2 separate regions of the Mus musculus genome follow, and region 1 is linked to region 2. A link is a loop called in an ENCODE intact Hi-C map of the cell type or tissue named here. Cell type or tissue: heart. All regions are shown on one strand. Links, peaks and the distances in the headings refer to the core of each region. The heading gives the core; the rest is flanking DNA. Region 1 has its middle 6.0 kb from the start of Olfr323. Region 2 holds the start of Olfr332 (olfactory receptor 332).

Evidence for each region. Peaks named below come from ENCODE experiments on the same cell type or tissue, not always from the same donor. Only the 100,000 strongest peaks of a DNase experiment are listed, where the experiment ranks them.
Region 1: a loop joins it to region 2, with 2.0 times the contacts of the local background. A loop is called at or near these places in 3 of 42 quality-filtered maps.

The regions. Positions count from the first base shown.
Region 1 is chr11:58,626,915-58,637,172 of GRCm38, forward strand. No RefSeq gene overlaps it. Among named protein-coding and RNA genes, the nearest start is that of Olfr323, 6.0 kb to the left of the region's middle. In heart, for the core only: no CTCF peak of the experiment used is centred there; no DNase peak of the experiment used is centred there; H3K27me3 peaks cover 1,146 bases.
Region 2 is chr11:58,487,876-58,498,133 of GRCm38, forward strand. It overlaps Olfr332 (olfactory receptor 332), which reads right to left and starts at 4,624. Exons shown (of 2, transcript NM_001011770.2): 1 at 4,235-4,624; 2 at 1,844-3,054. The coding sequence starts at 2,878. The coding sequence ends at 1,844. In heart, for the core only: no CTCF peak of the experiment used is centred there; no DNase peak of the experiment used is centred there.

The DNA of each region.
Region 1 (10,258 bases), core at 1,586-9,585, 140 kb after region 2:
GCAATGACCTGAGGTGATAGGTGAGGTAGGCAGAGTGGGAGCTCTGCTTCATAGCAACATATCAAAAATAAAATGTCCTACCTTAAGTGTACATATTTGTGCTTGACATCAAGAACATTGGGAAAAAAATCTCAGAAACTGACAAACCTAGCAAAACTTGATTAAAACCACGTAGAAGAAAAGGGAGAGAGAATGAACTCTCTGGGGTCCTGGGGACTTCTGTTCATTTTTCCCTAAATAACGTATTACTGACAGTCTACTATGTGTGTATGTGTGTATGAGTATGTATGCATGTGCTTATGTGTGAACATGTACATATATGTATATGTGTGAGCATGTGTGTGTATGTACATGTGTGTGTATATATGTGTGAGCATGTGGTGAGCATGATGTTTGTATGTATGTGTGTATATGTATGAGTGTGTGTGTGAGCACATGTGAGTGTATGTATGTATGAGCATGTGTGAGTGTATGTGTGTGCGTGTAGCTTAGTGATCAGTTAATTTATTTCTCACTCTCACAAAGGCCCTTCTTACCCATTAGGTAACACACTCCCCACTCTGACCCTTCTCCATCAATATCCAACATGACAGACACCTTGCACTTTTATTTAATTCTTTGTCAAACACAGCAAAAAGTCCACACCCACCTGCCGTACCTGAGCTCTGTGCCTCTAACAGAGTGGGATCCAGCAAAAGTGCTAATGTGATGGGAACCAACAAAAAGTGTTGTCACCTTAAGAAACAGGAGGGACTGGGGAGATGGCTTGGCAGCTAAGAGTGTATAATGCCCACGCAGAAGACTGGAGTTTAGGTCCCAGCACCAAGTCAAACAGCTCACAACTGCCTATAACTCCTGCTCCAGGGGATCCAGTGTCTTCTTTTGGCCTCTGCAGTCACCTCTACACACACACACACACACACACACACACACACACACACAGAGAGAGAGAGAGAGAGAGAGAGAGGGAGAGAGAGAGAGACAGAGAGACAGAGACACACAGAAAGAAAGAGACAGACAGACACACACATACAGAGAGAGAGAGAGAGAGAGAGAGAGAGAGAGAGAGAGAGAGAGAGAGAATTAACATAAAATACATCTTTAGAATTCACAGACAGAAACCCCTCACCTGCTCACTTCTGCAGTGTCCCCAGGGATATTTCATTCTGTTCTAATCTGTTCTCCCATATCTAAGGCCCTTGTCTTTCTCTCTCCCCAGTGGAAGCCCCGCAGTGGGATGTCTGTGAACACTGCATCCTCCCACTCTCACTCAGGTCACCCCTACCCTCCTGAGGAAGCAGCTTGCCTGTCGCCTCTTAGCTTCTGAAAGGTCAGGCAGCTCTCCCACTGTCCTCCATGGACTCAGCGGTGGCCACCTCTCTGCTGCATGTCTTCTTGTCAACCAAAAAGCCGCTGTTTGTTTCCCTTTTCAAAGTGGCAAAGAAGGCTCTTGAAGCTAATGTTTTCCAAACACTGCCTATGTTACCTCATTTTCCCAAATGCCTTCCTGGAGGGTGTGGCTTTCTCCAGCTGGGCCTATTCCCTTATCCACAGCAGTCAGGGCTTTTCTGTCACCTCTGCTCCTCAAGGACCCTCCATGTCCCTCCTGACCTCCCCCAAACTGCCCTCATTGCCAATCCTCTTCTTCTGTCATTACCGCCTCACAGCTCACTGACCTCCCCCTCTGTCTGACCCACTGGTCACTCAGTATTCATACCCGCACACTCCAGACCAGCCTCTGCATCTGCATCTGCATCTGCCTCTGCCTCTGCCTCTGCCTCTGCCTCTGCCTCTGCCTCTGCCTCTGCCTCTGCCTCTGCCTCTGCCTCTGCCTCTGCCTCTGCCTCTGCCTCTGCCTCTGCCTCTGCATCTGCATCTGCATCTGCGTAGCCATAGGTCTGAGCGCCTCCCAGTCCGCTCATCCTTCTGCTGCTTGCAACCTTTAATGATTTACCTAGACGTGGTCTAGGGATAGAAGCCAGAGCTCCCTTCCTCTTGACTCTCAATCCAGTCTTGGCTCTTGACTCTCAGGTTCCAGAACAAGGCTAACCATGGGGTTTGGGGTGACAATTGCTGTGTTTGGAACACACACTAGTCTCATCAGCATCAGTATCTGAACCTCCTCTTAAACTGACTCTCCTCAGTACCTTTAGCAGCACGCATGTCTCCCTCAGTGCCCATTGTCTTCCACCTCACTGAAGATGCCTCACCTCCCTCTGCCTTCTTATTCAGGACAGGATTTGTGGTGTTGTGTATCTCAGACTCGGTACTAGATTTTCTTTTGTTGTTATATCAGCTAACTCTAGATGCAAAGATTCCTAATTCCTGTCTACTCTCTGTTCTACAAGGCTTGTCCTGTGAAGAAAGTGCCACCGCCCCCCATCTCTCCTACATCTTTGCAATGTTGTCTTTTGCACTTCTCATGTCTAATCCACAGTACCCCAAAAGGTAACTGAGCTAAAAATTTAAACCACAGGCAGATCATACCGAGAGCAAGAGGAGGTCATGGTCGCCAGTCAGCTTAGTCACCCCTGGGCACAGGCTCTTCTGTTAATTTGCCACATTGGTTCTTCATCTCTGATGTATGATGTATGCTTAGTTGGTTCTGTTTTCTCCTTACATGTTTGGGTCACTCACTGGAAACACCACATTCAGGTGGCCCGGCTTTTTTTTTTTTTTTACTATCTTTAAATCTATTGTCAGGAGTGTTCTCCCTGGTGTTGCATGTGTATGAACCACGACCTTGACCTTCAGTCCACATGGATGGCAGTGTTCTCAAGCAGGGGATGTGACTGAAGGACTGTTGAATCGTATCTATACTTACAAATTCTCTTGGTGAATCAACTACGTCGTCTCTAAACAAATGATCCTTTCCTACCTTAGCTTCCTCTTGCTTTCTAGTAAGTGTGTCACTAATGGGCTCACTATAATGGACAATAAACACATTTTAAAAGAATAATTTAGAGTTAAGGAGGGATGGTCTGCAGGCTAATGAGGCCACAGTGACATCGCACTAAGATACACTGAGGTTGCTGGAAAGTCAGCTTGGGTTCCCATTTATTGAAGTCCCTCCACAATACACACATGCTTCAGATACAATCTGCTCATCACCTACTAAAACACAGGTCTCTTGAAAGGTGACTGGTTTCAAATGGACTTGATTTACACTGAGCTAGAGAAACGCTTCTGCTTTCCAAAATGCTGTGTTCTGAAGCCCTGGGTCAATAGTGTAACCTCAGCTTAATTAGGTGTGGCTCCCTTTTATACAAAGTCAACACAATCAAGAATGTTACTGGCCCTTGCAGCCCTACATATCGTAAAATAAGCGGCCTCTCGACTTCCCAAGTCCTCTGTTGGAGTTACTTTTCTGCTATTATGGTTTAATTTTCTGGTTAGTTGAGGCACAATGATCTGTTCTTTCATATAAACAGAACATGTGTCTGGGCTGGAACTGCCACTGTCATGAGGAGTAACACACTGGAGTCAGCGTAACTTTAAAATCTAACATTCAACACCAGCGCCCCCAATATTAGTAGTGTGTGCACTGAACAGACACATACCATGTTATCTCCAGAAGGCAGTTTCACCTCCATGCCCACGCTGCTCCCGCATACCTTCCCCTCTGAGCAGAGCCCAGAGGCCTGAGGGCCAAGCTTCCCCTTCCTGGGATGAGTGCTGGGTTTCTATGGTGAGGTCTGGGATCTGCCATCTCCTGCTGCTCTTGGATGCTGAGGGAACCAGACTTCTCCTTTCAATAGACCTGGGTTTCCTGGAGACACGGCCCTTCTGAGACCCTTGCTCCCAAGACAGTCTTGCATAATTTCCCAATCAAGAGGGTAAACAATAAGAATCTCCTGCTAAGACCCAGCTCTGCCCAGGAGCCCTCAATGACAAAGCTCGAGGGAGAGATGCCACGGTTTCATTCTCTTTGGAATCAACTTTTTCAAATTTTGAAATTAGGGTAGATCCCACTAATTTTGGCCTAAGACTTCTGTCAATCAAAAAGGTGTTTCATTTAAGCCCAGTGGCCATAGGATTGGGATGAACTTCTGAAGGCAGTGTAACTTTTGCATTCGGTTGAGTGGCATCTCACTGTCCCACTATAATTGCCAATAAGGTTAAATAGTTATACAACTACAAAGGAATTAGCTCATCAGTTAGACAGCTCTGTGCCCGAAATCATCATGCCTACGAATGCTAAATAATGCAGCAGGAAGACCTGGCCTGGGGGTGATACTCATGGATGCTTTGGAAGGGGAACTGGAAAAGGGATGACCTTGCTTTTCAATTAATTAATTATTTCATGTATATGGGTACACTGTCACTGTCTTCAGACACACCAGAAGAGAGCATCAGATCCCATTACAGATGGTTGTGAGCCACCATGTGGTTGCAGGGATTTGAACTCAGGACCTCTGGAAGAGCAGTCAGTGCCCTTAACCACTGAGCCATCTCTCCAGCCCCAAGGGATGATCTCAGACTCATCTGTATCATCTGTAATATAGCAGGACTTGAAATAAAAACTGACTGGATGAAGAACTGTATATTGAGAAGAGCTAGTTTATTAATATTTCTAGTTAAAAATGAATGCATACATTTTAATTTAAAAGAAAGTATTAAGAGGTTCTATTGAGACAACTTCTCAGGCTGACCCTGAACTCTTTCTCTTTCTGTCCCTACCTCCCTAGAGATGAGATGACAGGTACATGCCCCCATCCCCGACTACTTCTGAAGATTTAAAACCATTCATTCATTCATTCATTCATTCATTCATTCATTCATTCATTCAACCAATGAGAATGTGTTTGACACGTATGAATGCCTGTGGCTCTTTCAGACGTTAGGTACATCAGCAACCCGTGGTGATATAGGCTGCCTTGTTTATTGATTAGTGTGGTGGTGTGCGCCGCCTTCAAAATCGTTTGATCTGTGAGTACAGCCTTCATAAAATTCAGAGGAGGAAGTAAAATGCAGGCAAATCTACAACCTTTGAAATACCCATAGTTCTGTGCTCCAAAGCCAAGCACCTGTGTTCCACATATGAGATTGTCAGTTGGATTATAATATAACACCCATCTTGGTCCTTTTGTGACCACTTTCACAGTTAACATTTACCCTAGGGTTTTTTTTTTGTTTGTTTGTTTGTTTGTTTTTTTAAAGGAAAACCCTAACATGCTTAAATCTTGTAATTGTTTACTGCCATGGCATTGTGGGTATTATTATGACTGGTCTAGATGCAGTTAAGGAGTGTGTAGTTGTTCACACTGTGGGGGGAGCTTCTCGTGTCTGACGCCATCCAGGCCTAAGATCTGCATCCTGGCAGAGAGGGATGTAATGAAGCCTGCGAAGCAGGTCATGTACTCCTGTCAGCTGCAGAGACAGGCCAATAGAGCTGCATTCGGGTCAACAGAAGCTGGAGAAGCCGAAACAGGAGGGTCCTGGGGTTTACAAAGTCACAGTCCAGCCCTGAACCAGAGCCAGACAAAGGGACCTAGAGCTTGGTCGTGTAGGTAGAGCGCTCAGACATCAGGACTCCCAGAGGGGTGACAGGGAGAAAGGGTGTCAAGATGCTGACAGACAGGTTGTCACAGGCCTTCTCTTTCCTGGGGCAAGAAGGAGAGATTGGATGGTTACATATCTCCTCTTAGAAGGAAGTGGATGGTTTTGAGTGGACATGGGGAGCCCTGAAGTCTGGTTAGATGGCTTAGCAGGGACTTACTAATGACCTGAATTCAATCCCTGTGTCCCATGGAATTGAAGGAGAGAACTAACTCCCACAAGGAGTCCACCTGGCTACCACAGCACATGTATATGCACAGAAACACATACACACAGAGAGAGACAGAGAGAGAAAGAGGGCAGGTTTAATTCACAATGGAAAAAAAACCACCATAAGCTGTTAGTCAGAGAATTAAGTCATCCTGGTCCCCACATCTTAAGGTCAAGCGAAAGAAAGATGTACATTGAAGAGTGGTTGCAACACGTTCTCATGACATTATTAGTAACTTAATATCAAACCTTGATGTAATAATGTGTAATTACTGTTCTATTGCCCTGCGGTTCCTCTAATCTGTTTTTCCATCAAATATTCAAAGCAACAGTACCAATGGCCATGGCCTTTGAAACCATGAGCCAAAATAAACATTTCCTTAATAAGTTAATAACCTCAGGCATTTTAATCACAATGCTGAAAAGCTAACTCACTCATAGACATGCAAACTCCCTACATAGCTCCATCCAGACTATGGAGGCCATATCTGTAAACGTGACTTTTCCTCCCCTCTCTAAATGCAGGAGGTGGGAGAGTCGCGTCTGATCTAGTCAGGAAGCGCGGAGAGTTGAAGACATCGCTGTAGCTCAGTGTCGTGCATTAAGGGAGGGGCACAGCGTCTCTCCTGATGCTGTATTTCACTTCTTAAGTCTGTGCTCTGGAAGCTTCTAGATCATTCGTTTATGGTAAAGGGAGAATGGTCTGAGGCTTTAGAACTACATGAAAATGAAAGGAAGAAGATGCAGAAAAAGCGAGATAAACAGATTGCTTAGAGAGAGGTATTGAAGCCTGGTGGTGGTGGTGGAGGAGGAGATAGCAGGGGAGGTGGCACAAGTCTTTAACCCCAGCACTAGGGAGGCAGAGGTAGACAGATTTTGGTGAATTTGAGTCTAGTCTGGTGTACAAAGTGAGTTCCAGGACAGGACAACAAGGACTGTTACACAGAGTCTCGTCCCACCCACCCCACCCCACCCCCTCCAAAAAAAAGGAATGGAAAGAGGAACTGAATTAAATGGGTTTACAAGAGTTAATATGTTAGCTTACTGCACATTTTAAATGCATTTTTGACGGTCTAAATATGTATCCCAGAGTGACTGGGAACTTCCTGTGTAGACCAGGTTGGCCTCAAAACCAGAGATCTGCCTGCTTCTGACTCGCAGTTATTGGGATTAAAGTTGCATGTCACCACTCAGAGCTATACACACATTCATGAATGTCATTGGCAGCTTGAGACTTTAGATACATACATTTAAGTGTAAAGGGAAGGCGGTCCTAAGGCTTTTGGTTGTTCAGAAGTGTGCTATACTTAGGCACCATACAAGCAATAATGATTCTGACAGGCGGGAGAGACAGCCATGCATCTTCCAGAATGTTATTCTATGATCTCATAGACAAGAAGAACTTTGTTTGTTTGTTTGTTTGTTTGTTTACTTATCTGTACTAATTAGATGCAGACTGATGACCAAATCTCAGTGCAGCTTTGCCAGAGTGAGGACAGAGGAGGAGGTTTTTCTAAAAATCAGATTCTCTCCTCAAAGCCCACCTGCACCTGCCTCAGAAGCCATACCAACACCGTTCTTATTCGGACTCTGCCTGAGAAACCTAGAGCCAGAAACTGTGGCCGTTGGGAGAATTATCTTCAGGCATCACTTCCTTGCTTTGTCTATAAGGAATGCAGTGAGGACTGACTCTGCATCGTGGGTCTGTATCTGTAGTGTGGACGCGCTGGTGTGAGCACTGTCTGGCAGCATCTTCCCCGGAGAGCAATCGATAACACCAGAATCTTATTAGTGCTTCTTAGTATTCCAAGGGAAGATTTGGGTGCCAGGGCTGCTATTGATTTAGAACCATTCTCTGAAATCAAGCAAATGAATCAAACCACTGTTAAATTAAAACAAAGAGCCATCGAGGAAAGATGTCCAGTGTGGGGGATCAACAGTTACCCCTTTCCAGACAGCCACATCATGGAATCACAGGTGACTTGCTATTGTCTTCGTGAGCCACTTGGTGCCTAATTAGAAAGTCTCACTTTTGAATATCCCATGTTGAATTCACAATAGAGGAGAGAACTTCAGAACAATTAGACCCTGCAGACAATTGAATGCGTTCCCCAAAGATCTGTGCTTCCTTTTCCTCTCCCCAGTGGGTTATCTGACTGTGGCGCCAGGTCTGGAGGAGCAGCGTCGTATAGTTTAGAATCTGAATGAAAAAAAAAAAAAAAAACGAATTAAAAAGGAAAGGAAAGAACATGACTGCTCCAAGGTACGGTGGAAACGAAAGTTTACTGTAGGTAAAAGGGAGACATAATCAGAGGCAAGGATATCTGGGAGAGTCCAGAATAAATATTACCAGGCTGAGCTGGGCCATGTGGGGAAACAGGGAGGGGAATGGATAAAGGAAAGAAGGAACCCAGGCACAGCAACTAGGAGGCCAAAGGTACCAAAGGGTGGTAATGAAAATATTGGGAAGGGCAGCCCAGCCCAGCCCAGCACCACACACACCACAGCTGGTGAGTTTAGGGTAGAAGGCAGGCTATGCCAACCCTACCCAGTAACAAGTAGGGACTGAGGGATGCGGGGAGAACCTGGAGGCCAAGTTTCCTTTAATATATTAATAGGCATCTCAGCTGTTTGTAGCAGGAATCCGAATCTCCATCCACAATATACAGGAGCAAGCCTCCAAACAGATGCAGTTTTAGGTCAGAGGATGGAGGCAGACAGGCTTGTATAACTCACCAGAGGCTCTGAAGGGGATCGTAGAGCATTGAGTGTGGATCTAGGTCTGCCTCAGCTTCAAAGCCAAGAATGCTGAGGAAAATTCTGGAATTTGCAGGTGCTGCAATAGTGGTCTCAGCCTGCTCACCAGCAAAAGTGAATGTTAACCTTACAATACCAGGCTTCTGGCCCAGCTATGGAGTCCAGAGCTAGTAAGCACTACACACTAAGAGACCAGACACCATCCCCAAATCAGAGTGGTGAACTGGGGTAGAGAGCCGCCTCCACACGAAGCTGGGGAGATTTGGGGTACAGCTCCTTGGTCTGGTATTTTCTATCACGGTATTCATTGGAGATCTGCTTTCCTGACAAATAGAGAGAGAGAGAGAGAGAGAGAGAGAGAGAGAGAGAGAGAGAGAGAGAGAGATATTGATTTTATTTTACTTCTAAAAGAAAAAAAGCTACATTATATATATTCTGTAATGTCTCATGTCTTGTTTCTCAGAGAATGCTGAGGCTTGTTAGAGAGACCATCCTCAGCCATACTCCAAGGTTTCTCCCAATTTCACTTTCACTCTTACACAAGAGGAAAAGACACGACTTTCTTTTTCTGGTTTCTATAAAGCAGATAGGTTTTACAGAGATTAATAAAGGGCTAATTATTTGGACTAGTTGATGCAGGGTGGGAAGGACAGTCTCCAGGAGGTCACTTTGTGAATGAGTGCTGGGGGCCCGAGCTAAGTGGAAGAATTTGGGCACAAAGTGACAGCTGTCGCCTGAGTCCCCTTGTGCAAAGTAAGCTAGCATCATCATAAGCACAGGAAGAATGGGGCGCAGAGAGAAGTTCACTGTCCAGTGGGCACAGAGCTTCCAGTGGGCTGGAGGGAAAGAGTTTTAGAGAAAACCAACACATTACCAATACCTTCAGTGCCACTGAACTGTACGCTTAAATCTTAAACTGTACGCCTTTTAAATTTCAAATACTGAACTATTAAATGTACATTTGAGGTTTTAAACTTTGTAATGTACATCTATCACAATTTTTAAAATTAAGAGAGCAATATGGGGTACAGTTGTTTAAACGAAAACTGAGGTCCTAAAAATAAAACAGGAAGGAAGGGACTTGCTGAGTTTGGTGGGGAGAGGAGGAGAGGGAGAAGAAGGCAGAAGCGAGGGAAGGAAAGAGGGAGGGGAGGGGGAGGGAGGGAGGGAGGGAGGGAGAGAGAGAGAGAGGGAGAGAGAGAGAGAGAGAGAGAGAGAGAGAGAGAGAGAGAGAGAGAGAGAGAGAGAGAGAGAGCCCCCCCCATACAAGCTGCTCAGGAGCACGCCCAAAACTAGAGAAAAACTGTTGGGCACAGGGGTGTGGCTCCCCCTAGTGGCCCAGAGGTGGAACTAAGATGCCTTGGGCGCTCACTGGGGAGAACACACTGCCTTTCTGAAGAGGTGGAAGCCAGACCAAGGCCCCAGAGGAGTGAAGGTGGTTGGGGTACAGGTGTCAGCAAACTAATACAAGGACAGAGAAGACAAGACAGAGTTGGAGAGGAGGGGTAGAGAGAGAGGCAACTTAGAAAAAGACTTAAACTCATGAGCAAGCTTGTGGAGCTGGGGGTGGGGGCGATGCTGGGCTGCACGGGAGCAGGCACACCACCAGAGGGAAAAGATCCTGAGAAAGTGTACATCTCAGTTAGGCCCCCCTCTCTTTAGAAAGCTAGGCGGTGCCGGGGATGTATTTCCACACACTGTATTGCAGCTCCTCTCATTCCTGTTCACCACA
Region 2 (10,258 bases), core at 1,393-9,392:
TTGAAATATAAACAAATAAAAAGATTAATAAAAAATGAAAGTTTTATTAACACACACTAGTTTGCTTAAATGTGGTTGAAAGGCATGATGATGTTGGTTTTTGGCTTTTAGTGTTCATAAATAAATTTACTATAACTGCTCACACACTGGTTGAACTTTATTGGCTTACAGTGAATGCATACAGTGCCCGTAACAGCTGCTGGCTGGGCAAATTATCCCCCAGACTCCTGTGATAGAGTCTGTCATTCAAAGAATATATTAATTGAAGGAAAAAAGACCCAAGTTGAATCTTTTTTGAAGGAACATGAAGCCATTTGGATCCATTATCAGTTCTTGCATGTAACACCCTGCCTTTAGTCACAGATTGCTACACATGGACATCAGGTGTGATTAGTAGATGAGGAGAAATAGACTGTGAAAGCTAACAGGAGATATTAGATCAGGAGGGCAATTGTCACACACAAAGCTTTCCTTGAGACTGTATTCTTAAGTGTTCGAACCGCTACAGGCACCGTGGGGGATGATCATTGTTCCCTGCTGGAACCAGAACACGAAATGCATTTATATCAACACTACGATTGACATGCTAAATATATGAAATTAATTTTTCATGCATACCTTAGGAGAGCTGGGAAAAACTCTGAGAAGAACTTAAAGATATCAAGGCTTAATTTCTCCAATGAAATGAAAAATGTATAGAAGACAGAAGTAAACAGAGTTTCATCCAAGAGGGCTTCTATGAAAGGAAATTAGAGGTGTACTCTAACAGAAAGCATCTGAAATGATGACGATTTCGCTGCTTTTGAAGGTCCTTGTAAATCCCCACAATCGAGTGCAGAGGTGCGAAGCCACTATGATGTAACTTGATTGTAAAACCGTGGGAGCCCCTGGGCTTCTAAAGTGAAAATTTCCTAGTTCATAGTGTTAACTTCTTCATAACTTTGGAGTCCTTCATTTCAAAAACACAATTTGAATTAAAGTCCCACACAGTAAATCCCATGTCACCATGTGATCTTTTCTCCCGAAGATGAAGGTTTGCTAACATACATTTTGTGACATAAAGCCACCTCAACCACGACACGAGCCTGGGAACGGTCTGAGTGGAAAGGAGGGGCGGTGCTTAAGGATGGTCACTGGTCACGTTAAAATTTAGCTATCATTTTCCAAGCCTGACACATTGCTAAAGTTTTAGGAATTGTTTTTTTTTCTATTTTTTTATTTGTGGTTTAAATGCTGTCAACTATTAATTTGCCACAGTTATTTTTAAGAGGTGATTGTGTGAGAAGGGGCCTGTAATACCCAGTCTCTGTTTTGAAACATGGAACTTTATTACTGATGGTTTCTCTTAAAGGCAACATGATCATGTGACAGTTCCATCTACCGTACCCCAGAAAGCACACTGAGTATCATTTCTGTGCTGGGAATGTATTATATTTTGATAAATATAAAAGATGCACTAAGGGCTCACGGAAAAGGTTGAAATGTCATAAGAAAAGGTGATTCATGTCTCTCCCTGCCCAGTGTGATCAGTGATGCGTTCAGTCAGAAGAAAGAAGGATTTAATTGCATAGATTGCTTCAAGGGACTAAGCGAGAGTAAAAATGTGAAAAGGAGATACTAACAGGATGATATCTAATTAGCCGTGTGGATCAACTTGGGAAAGATAGAACAGCAAATAGGTTCTGGACTTGTGTCTCAATGAATTAGAAACCCTTCGCCTTTGCACAGATGTCATCGTAATTTTACAAATAAACACTCACTAAGGGTTTACTGAAGATACCACGATGAGAACTGAGAACAACATTCCATCAAATTCTTCATATGCGCCTTACATGTTTCTTTCTTACAAGGCTCTGTTTCCAATCTGGATTTCCTTAGACTTAAATTCGCTTTTAAGATGAAGGATAGGACACTTCTGAGTGCAGCACCGGAGGGAGCCGACTCTATCACGGCTGCAGCATCTGCCGGTGCACTTCTGCAGGGCCCCTATCACTTCCTTGTTTCTCAGGCTGTAGATAAGAGGATTGAGCATGGGGGTCACTATGGTGCCCAGCACAGCACCTACCTGGTCCTGGTCGGGTGTGTGGGAAGAAGTGGGCGTCATGTAGATGAAGATGGCCTGACCAAAATAGAGGCTCACGACAGTCAGGTGGGAGGAGCAGGTGGCCAAGGCTTTATTCCGCCCCTTGGGAGAGTTCATCCTGAGGACAGTGAGGAATATGAGGGTATAGGAAGTCAGGATCAAAGTGAATGGGGTCAGGAGAAAGATAATAGTTGACACAAACTTCACCATCTCGTAGACAGATGTATCCACACAAGACATTCTCAGAATAGCGGGCATCTCACAGAAGTAATGGTTGATCTCCCTGGAGCCACAGATAGGAAAATTCATGGGGTATACGGTATGAACGAGGGCTGCGGCAACTGCTCCGATCCAGGTGGAGGCGGCCATCATCAGACAGACCTTGGGGCTCATGAGAATGGTATACCTCAGAGGGTTACAGACAGCCACATAACGGTCATAGGCCATTAGTGTCAGTAAGATGCACTCAGCAAGGCCAAGGGTGAGGAAGGAAAACATCTGAGTGGCACAGGCAAAGAAGGAGATGTTCTGCCTCCCGGTGAAGTAGTTGATGGCTGCCTTGGGCACTGTGCAGGAGATATAAGCCAGGTCAATGACAGACAGCTGACTGAGCAGGAAGTACATGGGTGTGTGGAGACGGGGGTCCAGCCAGATGAGGAGTATCAAGAGGGAGTTTCCAGCCGAGGCCAGGGTGTAGATGAGGAGGATGAAGGAGATAAGGAGGTTTGGGTACCTGCAGCTGGGAAAGAGCCCCAGCAGGATGAAACTGGATGTAGTTTTATTCTTCAGGTCCATATCTTCATTCAATAAAATTTTTATATCTGAAAAAATCTACAATGATAAAATGGAAACTATCACAGAGAAAGCATTTGTCTGAAATAATTTGAGTCTCTTGGTCAGGAACTGGGCTGGAACTCTCAGAGGCAGATTTCCACGGGCGAGGAGTTGAGGAAAGGCACAGGAATAGGGAACTGAGAAGGAGATGGGCAGCAGGAGTTATAATGGGAAATCCCAAGTTGCAGGTCACTACGGCAGTTACAAACCACTAACAGAACAGCTTGTAATTATCTGAAAGGTTCAAGAATTATTAACAAAAGATACCTGTTAGCTGACCTAAAGCTAAATGTCAGGCAATAGATACAGCCAGCTATTTCCTACCTTAAACCCACACGCTGATTTTCAGGCCACACACAACAACAGCCTTTTACTAACTACACCAGAATGTGGCTAACAACTTCTGTGTTTGGCCTGAGCTGCAGGAGCATGTCACTCCAATGATGCCTGCTACCCTGTGCCGACCAGTTTCCATGTCCAAATAATAAAAGCTCTAGTAACCCCCACAACACAGGACATCAGTTCTTCATTATTTTCCCAGTCTGCCTACCTTGTCCCTTTCAGAGGGTGTTGTTCTCTCTCTGTTCCCCCCTCAAATGCTCGCTTAACTTTTCTTCTGTTCCCCATCTTGGTTTTGGCTGGGGTTGTACCTCAAAGAAACCACTCCAGTGACCAAGGTATTTCTCCTTTTGTCCAGCAACAAAGGCATCTTACAGTTCACCCAGTTGAAGTATACTTTACCGGGGACTTAGCAAGATCATAGCCTGCAGTTATTTCTATTGGAACAGTTTAATAATTAGTCCCTTTGATTATAACCCATAACCCAATCATTACTTTCCTCCCATCTTTGATATTTCATGTGAGTAGCAATCTCCTGAAATTCTTGAATCTTACATATTCCTTTCTCCTTAAAATTCTTTCATTTTATGAGTTTTGCCTACAGGCAGGTCTGTATCCCATCTGTGTGCAGTGCCCATGGAGGCCAGAAAAGGGTGTTAGAGCCCCTGGAACTGGAGCTACAGATGTTAACATGTGAGTTCTGGGAATCAAACCCAGTTCTCTGCAAGAGGAGTTAGTGTTCTAAACTGTGGAGCCACCTCTCCCAGCCCCCAGATTACTTTCTTGAGTGTTCTTTTCTACCAATCTTCACTCCAGAGAATCTCATTAGCTTCTCTGAAAGCCCTGCCATTCTTTAGCTATTGGGTAATGTGACAGGAGGACCTAGGCTCTTCACTGGGTCAGGACAGGCTTTGACCTCTAGTCAATCACTCACTGGTTACAGCATTGGGACTTTTTTTTAAAAATTTAACTTCATACCTTTTTCACTTGTAGAGGAAGTGCAGTTCACATGATCATGACTTCAACATGAAGAACATCCTGTCTGTTCTCAGGTTCAGACTTCTTCTTGGTTTTGCAGTTTCTACCCTAGCACTATGGTTCAAGCACAAGTCACCAACCAGAGTTAACTTCTTTTAGGGAGAGCAAAAGCTTTCTCAGTAGTGATCTTCCTCCCCACTTTACTTTCCTGTTCTGTGCTGCAGTGTGAGTCTTGGGTAGCCCGTATCACCCTTCTCGATGTGTTCCATAACACTTTCATTAAATCAATCAGTTCTTGTCTTGAGGACCCTGGCCTTTGACCTCATAGCCCATGGAAACAGATTCACTACATTTTGATCCACACCTGGCTCAGGTCTGAGAGCAGTGTGTTAGCTTACTGCTGTGATTCTGGCCAGATCAAGAGCTGCCAATTCTTCTGTGTGCTGTGGAACTGGGGAACCATCAGGGACTCTCATGGGAGTCTGTCCCCAGACTTCAATTAACCACACACCTAGAAACCTCTGATGCAAGTCTCACTGTCCAGTATTCTGTGCTGTTTGTTTGGTAAAACAGCAGTTGGGTTTTTACTGTCTCCATGGAGATGGGAGGGAAGCAGCTTGGCGGTGGCAGAAGGAAACAGACTCTGAGCAATCAAAGCTCCTTCAGGGTCTCATGTGGCAGTCAGTGATCCTGTCTGACCTAGGATGGGCTGGGATCCAGGAAGAACGGAGAAGAAATAACCAAACTGTGATAATGGAAAGGAACCTAAAACACAGTTCCGATAATATGGGTGTCTCACAGGATAGTCTGCACTCTAGAGATCAAAGCATCCACACACATTTTGACCCTGCTGTATCAGATTCTAGCCCTGTCACCAGAGGGTCCAGCTCCCATCTTGGGTGGAGACACCCCGCTCAACCACAGGCCACACTGGCCAGAAAACCAGAAAGGAACCAGAAACCAAGGAACAAAACACCCATCCAACCAAGACAAACTCAGAAATCTGAACCTAAACCTAGAATCACTCCAAACCCAGATGCCTAGATGCTAGCTTAAGAATACAACCAACAGCCAAAGCAATATGTTATCACCACCAGAGGGACAGATATTCTACTACTGTAGACAAGCCCTGAATATTCTACATAGCTTAAACTCAAGAAAAATACCTCAAAACCAACTTTATGAAGACTGTACAGGTCCTTAGAAAGGGAATGAATAAATCCCCTAAAGAAAGCCAAGAAAGCCAAGGAGAGAAGTCCAACAACCAAAGGATATGAATAAAACTGTTCAAGACCTAAAAATAGAAATAGAAGCAATAAAGAAAACACAAACAGGGCTGGAAAGATGACTCAGAGGTTAAGAGCACTGCATGCTCTTCCAGAGGTCTTGAGTTCAATTCCTAGTCACCATGTGGTGGCTCATAACCATCTATAATGTGATCGGGTGCCCTCTTCAAGCCTGCACACATACATGTAGTCAGAATGTTGCATACACAATAAATAAATGAATCTTTTTTTTAAAAAAGAAAAATACAAACAGGGATTTGTAGAAATGAAAAATCTAGGTAAGTGAACAGAAACTACAGATGCAATCATCACCAACAGAATATAAGAGAAGAAGGGAGAATCCCAGGTATTGAAGATATGATAGAAGAAATTGATATGTTGGTGACAAAAAATGTTAACTAAAAATTCCTGACATAAAACTTTCAGGAAAGACTAAACCTAAGAATAATAGGAATAGAAGAAGGAGAAGAATTCTACCTCAAAGACCCAGAAAAGATTTCCAACAAAATCATGGAAACCTAAAGAAAGAGAGACCTATAAGCTGGGCAGTGGTGGTGCATGCCTTTAATCCCAGCACTTGGGAGGCAGAGGCAGGTGAATTTCTGAGTTCAAGGCCAGCCTGGTATACAGAGTGAGTTCCAGATCATCCAGGGCTATACAGAAAAACCCTGCCTCAAAAAACCAACCAACCAACCAACCAACCAACCAACCAACCAACCAACCAACCAAACAAACAAACAAACAAACAAACAAAGAGACATATATAAGGATACAAGAAGCTTACAGAATACCAAATAGATTGGAGCAGAAAAGAAAGTCCCCCTGTCACATAGTAATCAAAACACTAAACACACAGAACAAAGAAAGAATGTTACAATCTTCAAGGGAAAAAATAACAAGTGACATATGAAGACCTAGTAGAATTACATCCAAGTTCTCATGGAGATTCTGAAAACAAGAAGGGCCCGGACAGATGTTCTGAAGACTCCAAAAGACCACAGTTGCCAGCCCAGACTACTATGCTCAGCAAAACTTTTAATCACTATAGATGGAGAAGACAAAATATCTCACAATAAAGTCAAACCCTTATTCAACCTAACTAAAAGATACAGAGAGAATATCTAAATTAACAAAATCAGAAATAAAAATTGGGGCATAACAACAGACACCAGAAATCTCTAAGAATCATCAGGTCATAGTTTAAAATCTATAGTCCAAAATATTGAAAATCTAAAAGAAACGAATAATAGTGGATAGATACCATTGACCGAAGTTAGATCATCAATATAAATAGATCTATAACCCCTAAGGAAATAGAAGCAGTCATTGGAAGTTTCACAACAACAACAACAACAAAGTCCATGCATGGGCAGATGATTTTAGCACTGAATTCTATAAGACTTTTAAAGATGAGCTAACACCAATACTCCTATTCAATTTGTTTCACCAAACAGAAATAAGAGGAACAAATTTATGAGACCTCAATTACCCCATTTCCCAAACCACACAAAGACTCAACAAAGAAAGAGAATTACTGATCATTTCCCTTATGAACATATATGCAAAAATACTCAATAAAATTCTCGCAAACTGAATCCTAGAATATATCACAAAGATCATCCATCATGATCAAGTAGGCTTCATCCCAGAGACACTAGGTTGGTTCAATATTAGAAAATCAGTCAATGTAATCCATCAAATAAAGAAAAATAAACCCCCATGAGCATCTCATGAGATCCCAGAAAAGTTTTTGACAAAATCTAACACCCCTTTTATGGTAATAATATTGGAGAAACTAGGGATAAAAGGAGACATACCTCAACATAATAAAAGCAATTTTCAGCAAGCCTATAGCTAACATATTAAATGGAGAGAGATTCATACCAACTCCACTAAAATCTGGAACAAAACAAGGCTGTCCCTTCTCTCCATATATATTCAATATATTAATTGATGGTCTAGTTAGGGCAGTAAGACAGCTAAAGGAGGAGGTAGGTCCCAGAGCCTGACACTATTACTGAGGCTATGGAGTGCTCACAAAAAGGACCTACCATGACCACACTCCAGAAGACCCAACAAGCAGCTGAAAGAGTCAGATACAGATATTTGCACCCAACCAATGGACAGAAGCACCTGACCCCTGTTGTTGAAATTAAGAAAAGGCTGAAAGAAGTTAAGGAGAAGGGTGACCCTGTAGGAGGACCAGCAGTCTCAATTAATCTGAACCCCCAAGATCTCTCAAACACAGGATCACCAAACGGATAGCATACACCAGCTGATATGAGGCCCCCGACACACATACAGTAGAGGACTGCCAGGTCTGTGTTCATTCAGAGATGATGCACCTAACCTTCAAGAGACTGGAGGCCTCAGAGACTTTAGAGTTCAGGTGGGGTGGAAGGGTGGGGGCGTCGATGTGAAGACAGGGAAGTGGGGAGGAGGTATGGGATATAGGGTGGACAGGGATAAAATATGGAGTGTAAAAACAAACAAACAAACAAACAAACAAACAAACAAACAAACAAATAAATAAGACAGCTAAAGGAGATCAAGGGGATATAAATTGGGAAGCAAGAAGTCAAAATATCACTATTTGCAGTTGATATGATAGTATACATAAGTGTTCCTAAAAATTCTACCAAGGAACTCCTATAGCTGATAAACATCTCACGTAAAGTGGCTGGATACAAGATTAACAACAACAACAACAACAACAACAACAACAAAAATCAGTAGCTCTTCTATATAAACAACAAACAGGCTCAGGAAAAAAAATCAGGGAAACAACATCCTTCACAATAGCCACAAATAATATAAAACATCTTGTGGTAACTCTAACCAAGCAAGTGAAAGACTTGTATGATAAAATCTTCAAGCTGTGGAAGAAAGAAATTGAAGATGGTACCAGGAGTTGGAAAGATCTCACATGCTCACATGCTCATGGATGAGTAGGATCAACATAGTGAAAGTGGCCATTCTACTAAAAGCAATCTGCAGATCCAAAGCAATACCCATGAAAATTCTAACACATTTTTTTCAGACCTTGAAAGGATAATACTAAACTCCACATGATATAAGAATAATCTCTTCTTGTGTACTGTGTGGAAGCATCACCTGTCAATAACAGCTAATGGCCAATAATGGACATGAAAGAGGGAGGGGGGGAGGAATTCTGGGAAAGAGTTAGGCACGAAGAAATGACCACTGAGTGCCAGGAGCCGTCAAGGAGAAGCTAAAAAACTAGAAGGTGATCTTCCTGAGATGGTTCTGCCATGGATTAAAAATCTATGACAGATTTGCTCCTTTAGGCAAGGCTGAGAATTTCAGCTTTGAGCAGATTTCTGCAGAACAACTGAGATGCACTGTTTTGTAGTGATGCTATATAGACAAATGGATGATGTCTTAATTCTTAACGATTATCCTAAAAGAATTCCTAAAATTATATTAGTAATTATCTAAGCTCTTTTATAATAGGACTATTACAATAATCAAAACTGTAATGAGAACTCTGCCAGTCTTTAGTGTCATGAGTTAATTGCTTCTGAGATAGCAAGCAGCCATCTACAACTTAGGGCACATTCCAAGAGGTTGTAAAACCATTAACCAAAGGTCATAGAAAGTGAACTAAGAATTTACTATAGGTGCAAGGATAGAAGATAAAATATCGGCTGGGTCTATCTATACAAAACTTTACTAATAACTTTGTCAGAAAAATTATGGTTTTTAACTCTCCATGAATCTGTAGAGCTGGTGACAGATGATGAATGCTTAGCCAAATAATTACTCCTAATGGATATGCATGTAAACATTCCCTGTTGTAAACTTATTTGATTTATGATTTGTATTTATGTGTCAACTTGTGATGAGTTTTTTTTTTTTCCCGTGTGATCATGTATTCTGAAAGACGTATAAGTGCTGAGGACAAAGAGCAGAGACGGGCCCTTTCCCCTTTTCCTTAGAGGACTTTCATAAGAAACATTAGCATTTAGAAATAAAAGCTAAAGCCACTTTTCTTTTCTTTTTTTTTTTAAATTTAATTTTATTTTTATGAGGTATTTTCCTCATTTACATTTTTAATGCTATCCCAAAAGTCCGCCATACCCACCCCCCCAATCCACTACCCACCCACTCCCCCGTTTTGGCCCTGGCGTTCCCCTGTACTGGGGCATATACAGTTTGCAAGTCCAATGGGCCTCTCTTTGCAGTGATGGCCGACTAGGCCATCTTTTGATACATATGCAGCTAGAGTCAAGAGCTCCGGGGTACTGGTTAGTTCATAATGTTGTTCTACCTACAGGGTTGCAGTTCCCTTTAGCTCCTTGAGTAATTTCTCTAGCTCCTCCATTGGGGGCCGTGTGACCCATCCAATAGCTGACTGTGATCATCCACTTCTGTGTTTGCTAGGCCCCGGCATAGTCTCACAAGAGACAGCTATATCTGGGTCCTTTCAGCAAAATCTTGCTAGTGTATGCAATGGTGTCAGCGTTTGGGAGCTGATTATGGGATGGATCCCTGCATATGGCAATCAAAAGCCACTTTTCAATATGTCCCCCTTTCTTCCTGCAACTTCAAGTGGTAGGCTGGGAGTTAGAGCAGAGACAGAGTTCCTGCAGAGATAGAACAGAGGCTGCATTTCTTAAACCCCCCCCCCCCTCCCGCGCCCCTCTGTTTTACTATGAGGTGTTAAGCCAGAGACTGCAGCTTCTGACCTCAGGAGCAACTCAGACAGGCAGGTCAG